Regions from separate parts of the Homo sapiens genome. Here region 2 is linked to region 1. A link is a contact called in ENCODE Hi-C or POLR2A ChIA-PET data. All regions are on one chromosome and are shown on one strand. Each heading gives the region's core, a stretch centred on a gene start or an enhancer-like site at or near the end of the contact. The rest is flanking DNA. Distances are from core to core; before and after follow the strand shown.

The links. A loop is a pair of places that touch in the nucleus more often than their neighbours do. ChIA-PET counts read pairs that join two places held with the same protein, here RNA polymerase II (POLR2A). Pooled maps may share reads with other maps.
Region 2: a loop to region 1 is called in a map of gastrocnemius medialis, with 3 times the contacts of the local background. The contact joins the promoter of OR10V1 here to the enhancer-like site in region 1. A Hi-C loop is called at or near these places in 2 of 168 maps with a recorded cell type or tissue (GM12878 and gastrocnemius medialis) and 3 of 50 pooled maps. POLR2A ChIA-PET finds 5 or more read pairs at or near these places in 5 of 52 experiments (Caco-2, H1, OCI-LY7 and 2 more).

The regions. Positions count from the first base shown.
Region 1 is chr11:59,771,002-59,773,876 of GRCh38, forward strand. It overlaps STX3 (syntaxin 3), which reads left to right. Exons shown (of 11, transcript NM_004177.5): 2 at 2,210-2,293. Among named protein-coding and RNA genes, the nearest start is that of STX3, 17 kb to the left of the region's middle. Within about 2 kb of position 1,395, at least 13 of the 41 ENCODE cell types and tissues checked have a DNase peak (open chromatin) inside an H3K27ac peak, as active enhancers do; they include OCI-LY7 and gastrocnemius medialis, where a contact is called at or near this core.
Region 2 is chr11:59,712,380-59,715,254 of GRCh38, forward strand. It overlaps OR10V1 (olfactory receptor family 10 subfamily V member 1), which reads right to left and starts at 1,466. Exons shown (of 1, transcript NM_001005324.1): 1 at 537-1,466. The coding sequence starts at 1,466. The coding sequence ends at 537.

The sequences.
Region 1 (2,875 bases), core at 145-2,644:
ACTCCTTTCACAATTCAGATTCCTCAGGGAGCCTGGGTCACGGTTGATCGACTCCCCCAAATCATGTGGAGGGCGTGAGGGGTTGCTCCACAGAGGAAGGTGTTTCGAGCAGACACAGACACACATACAAGTATCCACTTCGGCTGGGTGCAGTGGCTCAGAGCTATAATCCCAGCACGTTGGGAAGCTGAGGCGGGTGGATTACTTGAGGCCAGGATTTTGAGACCAGCTTGGGGCCTGGTGGTGCATGCCTGCAGTCCTAGCTATTTGGGAGGCTGAGGCAGGAGGATCACTTAGGCCCAGGAGGTTGAAGGTGGGGTGAGCTGTAATTGCGCCATTGCATTCCAGCCTGGGCAACAGAGTGAGTCTTCCTGCATAAATTTGCCCCCCGTCCCCCCACCTCCCCCCCCCCGCCCGCCCACAGAATCTCCAGGAGTTTGTAGTCAGTGGGGAAAGACAGGTGAGTAAAGGGCTGTGATGGTTGGTGTCGAAAGTTTGTGCAAAGTGCAGTGGGAGCTTAGGGAGGTTTTAACTTTTGCATGCGGGAGCCATGCCCAGGTCAGGCATACAGAGGTTGTCCGAGCTGAGTTTTAAGGGCTAAGGAAATGTTTGTCAGTTGGACCAATGCCTTTCAGCAGAACTCCCTGTGTGATAGAGTGATCTAAAAGAATGGTGTGTCCAGGGAATGGTGTGTCCAACTGCTTGCTTGGTCTAGAGTGTGCATCATAGAAGGAGAAGTATGGGTGGAGCTGGATCTTAAAGGGCCCCACGTGCTCTGTTAGGCACTGGGCCTTTAAATTATAGGAGCTAAGCTATCATTGGATGATGTTACGTGGCAGAAGGACATGATCAGTTCTGAGTTTAGGGAAGTTGATCGGGGAGGTGGTAGCAGTGCCCTCAAATTCGACTCCCTTGAATGTGGCTATTAACCTGGGGATGCTGATTGTTGCAGACCAGCCAGAGAATGAGATGCTGGGGGAGCCAATCAAGAGACTGTCCACATGGCTGGAGAATCCCAAATAGCCATAGGATTTCCCAGTAACAACTTCTGCCGTGGATTCAGGGGGATGGTCGTGGGTGAAGGAAAGAGGCTTCTGGTGGCATTCATTGCCCATGGAATTCTAAGTGTTCGAGAGTGCTATATCTTGGACTTAGAGGGTCAGAGGCTGATGAAGCTTGTGAAGAAGCAGGTGTGGGGGGTTTATCCCCTGCCTCACCTCCACCTTTCACAACAGTCAGTTCTCTGTGCTTAGAAATCAGCAATGTGCTGTGCAGCAGCTGTCTGGGAAGAACATTGAACAGGAATGTAGAAACAGCTCAGGCCCTTATGCTGGGTGGGAATGGAATCACTTCCTTTAGATGGCCATTTTGTGAATTTTTACAGAGGAAGTTGAATGAGATTGAGAAAGCTTGGGTCCCCAGAGGTGGCTGGGGGCCGGGGGAGAGCTTCCTCTTTCTTATAAACAGGAGCTTCTGACAGGGAGTGACATAGCATTGTTTCCTTTGTGATAGGTGGTTTCTGAAAACAGGAAAATCTTTACTCCTAATGTGAAAATTGAAAGCTTGTCCTTTGTAGGAATTGTGTCTGGAACCTGTTTGAACAGCATGGAGAAGGGTTTAGCGACCCTGGGGTTCAGATCCAAAAGATAAGTTTGATTCTACCTGTTGCCATGTTTTAGCTGTGTGGTTTTTGCCAAGTTACCTAACCTCCCTAAGTTTTAGGTTCCTCAACTGTAGTGAGTTACAGTAACTACCACCACAACCAACAGCAACAAAACCTAGCATGTGTTGAACTTACAGTGTACCAGGCACCATACAAAAGCATCCTATATTCATTATCTCTTTTATACCTTACACAATCCTATGAAGCAGGTAGTGTTTTTATCAGCATTTAACAGATAAGGAAACCTAGGCACAGCAAGATAGGTAACTTGCCAGTTCCTCCCTTTCTCACCCCTCACCCCCTGAAAGAAACACACACACACACACACACACACACACACACACACACAACCCAGCAATTGGTAGAGCTAGGATTTAATTTCAGATGTTGAGACACCGGAATTTGATATATCAGAGAGCTGTTATGAGTTTTAAAGGAAATTATGTGTAAAATGCTGAATATAGTTCCTAGTACTTCGTGAGCATTCAATAATTTAGCCATTTATTGTGTTTTTAGCCTCACTCTGCTCTTTTTTGCCTTTTGCAGAAGCAGCTGACACAGGATGATGATACTGATGCGGTTGAGATTGCTATCGACAACACGGCTTTTATGGACGAGTTCTTTTCTGAGGTAGGCAACCTTCCTGTATTTTTTTCTAAATGTACATAAGGAAACACTATTTCCTTAGTAAGAATAAAAAACCTTAGATTTTTCAGGGTAGCAGAGGAAGGTCACAGTTTTTTGCTAGGGTGGGATGGCCAGACAAAGAAATTAAAATAACATTATTTTCAATATTTACTTGAATCTGGATTTTTAAAAATCTTAAGAAAGTCAGCAGAGGGTCAATTATATGTAATTGAAGAGATGCTTTTAAAATCTTACTCCGTATGACAACATTTTAATGATATCCTTTCTTGCTTAAAGTACATAACAAATACAGAATCAACCATAGGATCACAACCATGAGTATAAAACATTGCATCTTTAGGCTTGTGATTCAGATACATCAAATGTGTAGTTTTGAAAATTTTGGGGCCAGACATGGTGGCTCACACCTGTAAGCCCAGCACTTTGGGAGGCCAAGGCAGGTGGATCACTTGAGGTCAGGAGTTCAAGAACAACCTGGCCAACATGGCAAAACCCTGCCTCTACTAAAAATACAAAAATTAGCCAGGCACACCTGTAATCCCAGCTACTTGGGAGGCTGAGGCA
Region 2 (2,875 bases), core at 216-2,715, 59 kb before region 1:
CTGTGTTTTACTTGTTAAATAATATTTTCCTCCATTATTAGTATCCTTTTTATTACTGGGGTACTCTTTCAAAGTTATGAACACTGACATGAGTTTTCATTTTGGTAAATAAAACAAAAAATGTAAAGTTTTTTTTCTGGCAATTTTTTTTTTTTTTTTTTTTTTTTTGTGAGACAGAGTTTTGCTCTTGTTACCCAGGCTGATGCAATGGCACAATCTCAGCTCACCGAAACCTCTGCCTCCCTGGTTCAAGTGATTCTCCTGCCTCAGCTTCCCAAATAGCTGGGGTTACAGGCATGCACCACCACAGCCAGCTAACTTTGTATTTTTAGTAGAGATGGGTTTCTCCATGTTGGTGAGGCTGGTCTCAAACTCCCAACCTCAAGTGATCTGCCTGCCTTGGCCTCCCAAAGTGCTGGGATTATAGGCGTGAGCCACACACCCACCTATGCATGTCCTTTCAGCAAAATTATTAGTAGCATCCCATTTCACTCTCAGAAGTGTCCCAATTTAAGTAAATCATAGGATCATCCTACCTAGAATTTTCTCAATGCTTTCCTTAGGGCATCTTTCAGTTCCTTGTTCCTCAAACTATAGATCAAGGGGTTTAAAATGGGAGTGATAAATGTGTAGGCCACAGATACCACCCGGCCCATCTCAGGAGAGTAGCTGGAACTGGGGGACAAGTATATAAAGCTGGTGCAGCCATACTGCAGGAGGACCACTAAGATGTGAGAAGAGCAGGTAGAGTAGGCTTGCTGGCGCCCTTCTGCTGACCGGATCCGTAAAATGGCTACCACGATGAAGACATAGGAGATGGAGATCAATGAGAGGGGGATGCTAAGGACGATGAAGCTGATGATATACAGAGCAGTCTTGTGAACGCGTGTGTCTGCACAAGCCAGGCGCATGACTGCAGGCATGTCACAGTAGAAGTGGTAGATCTCATCATTGTGGCAGAATGGGAGATGGAAGATTAAAATGGTGAGTGGCAGTGACAACAGGAACCCCAGCACCAAGGAGCCTACCAGCAGCTCCACACACAAGGACCAGCTCATGATGAGCCTGTATCGCAGAGGGTGACAGATCGCTATAAACTGGTCATAAGCCATGACTACCAGCAGGACACAATCAGCCCCACCCAAGAAGACAAAGAAAAACATCTGGGTGCCACATCCCGTGATGGAAACAGGAGTTTTGCCCATTGAAAGGAGGTTTGCCAAGGCCAATGGGGTGATGGAAGATGTATAGAAGATTTCTAGAACTGCCAGATTAGCCAGGAAAAAGTACATGGGGGTGTGGAGGGAATGATTGATCTGAACAATGACTGCAATTGTAGCATTTCCACCGAGGCTGGTCAGATACATCATCAGGAAGACCACAAAAATCAGCATCTGGACCTCAGGGTCAGGTGAGAATGGACGAAAGAAAAACTGCATCTTTGCAGTTTTATTTATTCCTTCCATGAGTAGAGTATTGGACCTAAGAGGAAAGATGACATGGGCCTCAAGGCATCTCTGGTTTCATATGATGCTTTCCCAACTTCTCCATTCAGTATTCAGGCACTTGCTGAGAAACCTCAGGGATGATGTGCATGTTTTCATTTTATAGCAGATTATATAGCATTATAATTTATACATTTGCCACCTCCTCATCTTTCCTCTCCCACCTCCCAAGTACCAAAGACTGAAAAATCCTCAGTGGCAGGGACTTTATCTTTTTTATTTTATTTTATTTTTTGAGATGGAGTCTCGCTCTGTCACACAGGCTGGAGTGCAGTGGTGCAATCTTGGATCACTGCAACCTCTGCCTCCTGGATTCAAGTGATTCTCATGCCTCAGCCTCCTGAGTAGCTGGGATTACAGGTGCCCGCCACCATGCCTGGCTAATTTTTGAATTTTTAGTAAAGATGGGGTTTCACTGTGTTGACCAGGCTGGTTTCGAACTCCTGACCTCAGGTGATCCGCCAGCCTCTGCTTCCCAAAGTGCTGGGATTACAGGTGTAAGCCATCACGCCTGGCCTGGTGATCTTTATTTTAATTCCAGTGCCTAGCACAGTGCCTACTGTATAGGGTTGCCAAGAAGCATTTGCTGAACAAATTAATGAATAAAGCAAATTTAAAGTTCAAAGTTACAAAATGGGTAAAATAGGGTATTGATTAATTATATAAGACAATAAATAAAAAATTTTAGGATTGTATAGGCAGATGTATGCCATAATTTAAAGAGAATTGTGTTGCTGGCATATTATGAAATTGAATCATAAACTCTGTAATATATCTCAAAACCTAGAGACTTTGATTTACATTTTTCCTTTATCCTATATGTCCCTACACACTGATAGTTCATCTTTCAAAGAGTCTCTCCTATCTGTTGCTTTGGTCCTTTCCCATTTCCTTAATCAGCTTTCTCCATTGTTATCTTCCATGAGGATTCCTGTGATAGCTATCTATTCTCCCATCTCCCTTCTCCTCCCTCTGTAATCCATCCTGCTCTCTATTATCATGTTGCTTATATGCTTAGAAATTTTCAGTGCCTTCCTATTGCTTAAATGTTGACCTTCACAGTCTTCTGCCAATTATTCCAGTCTCTCTTGGAGCTGACTTTTTTAGACTAATCCTGCTATGGCGCTTAAATATCCCTGTTACAGACCACATGGTCTACTCATTGGCCTCTTATTCATATTCTCCCTGCTGCTTCATATACTTCCATTCTCCTTCCAACTAGAAATACTTTCTCCTCTCTTTTGCTTAATCCAAATCATACCCAATTTTCAAATTCTAGGATATGTTGTTCTTTTATGAAATCTCCCTAGGTCACTCTCTTTCCTTTCTCTGACGTTTTACGTTGCTCAGTATTATGAGTTTAGTGCTAC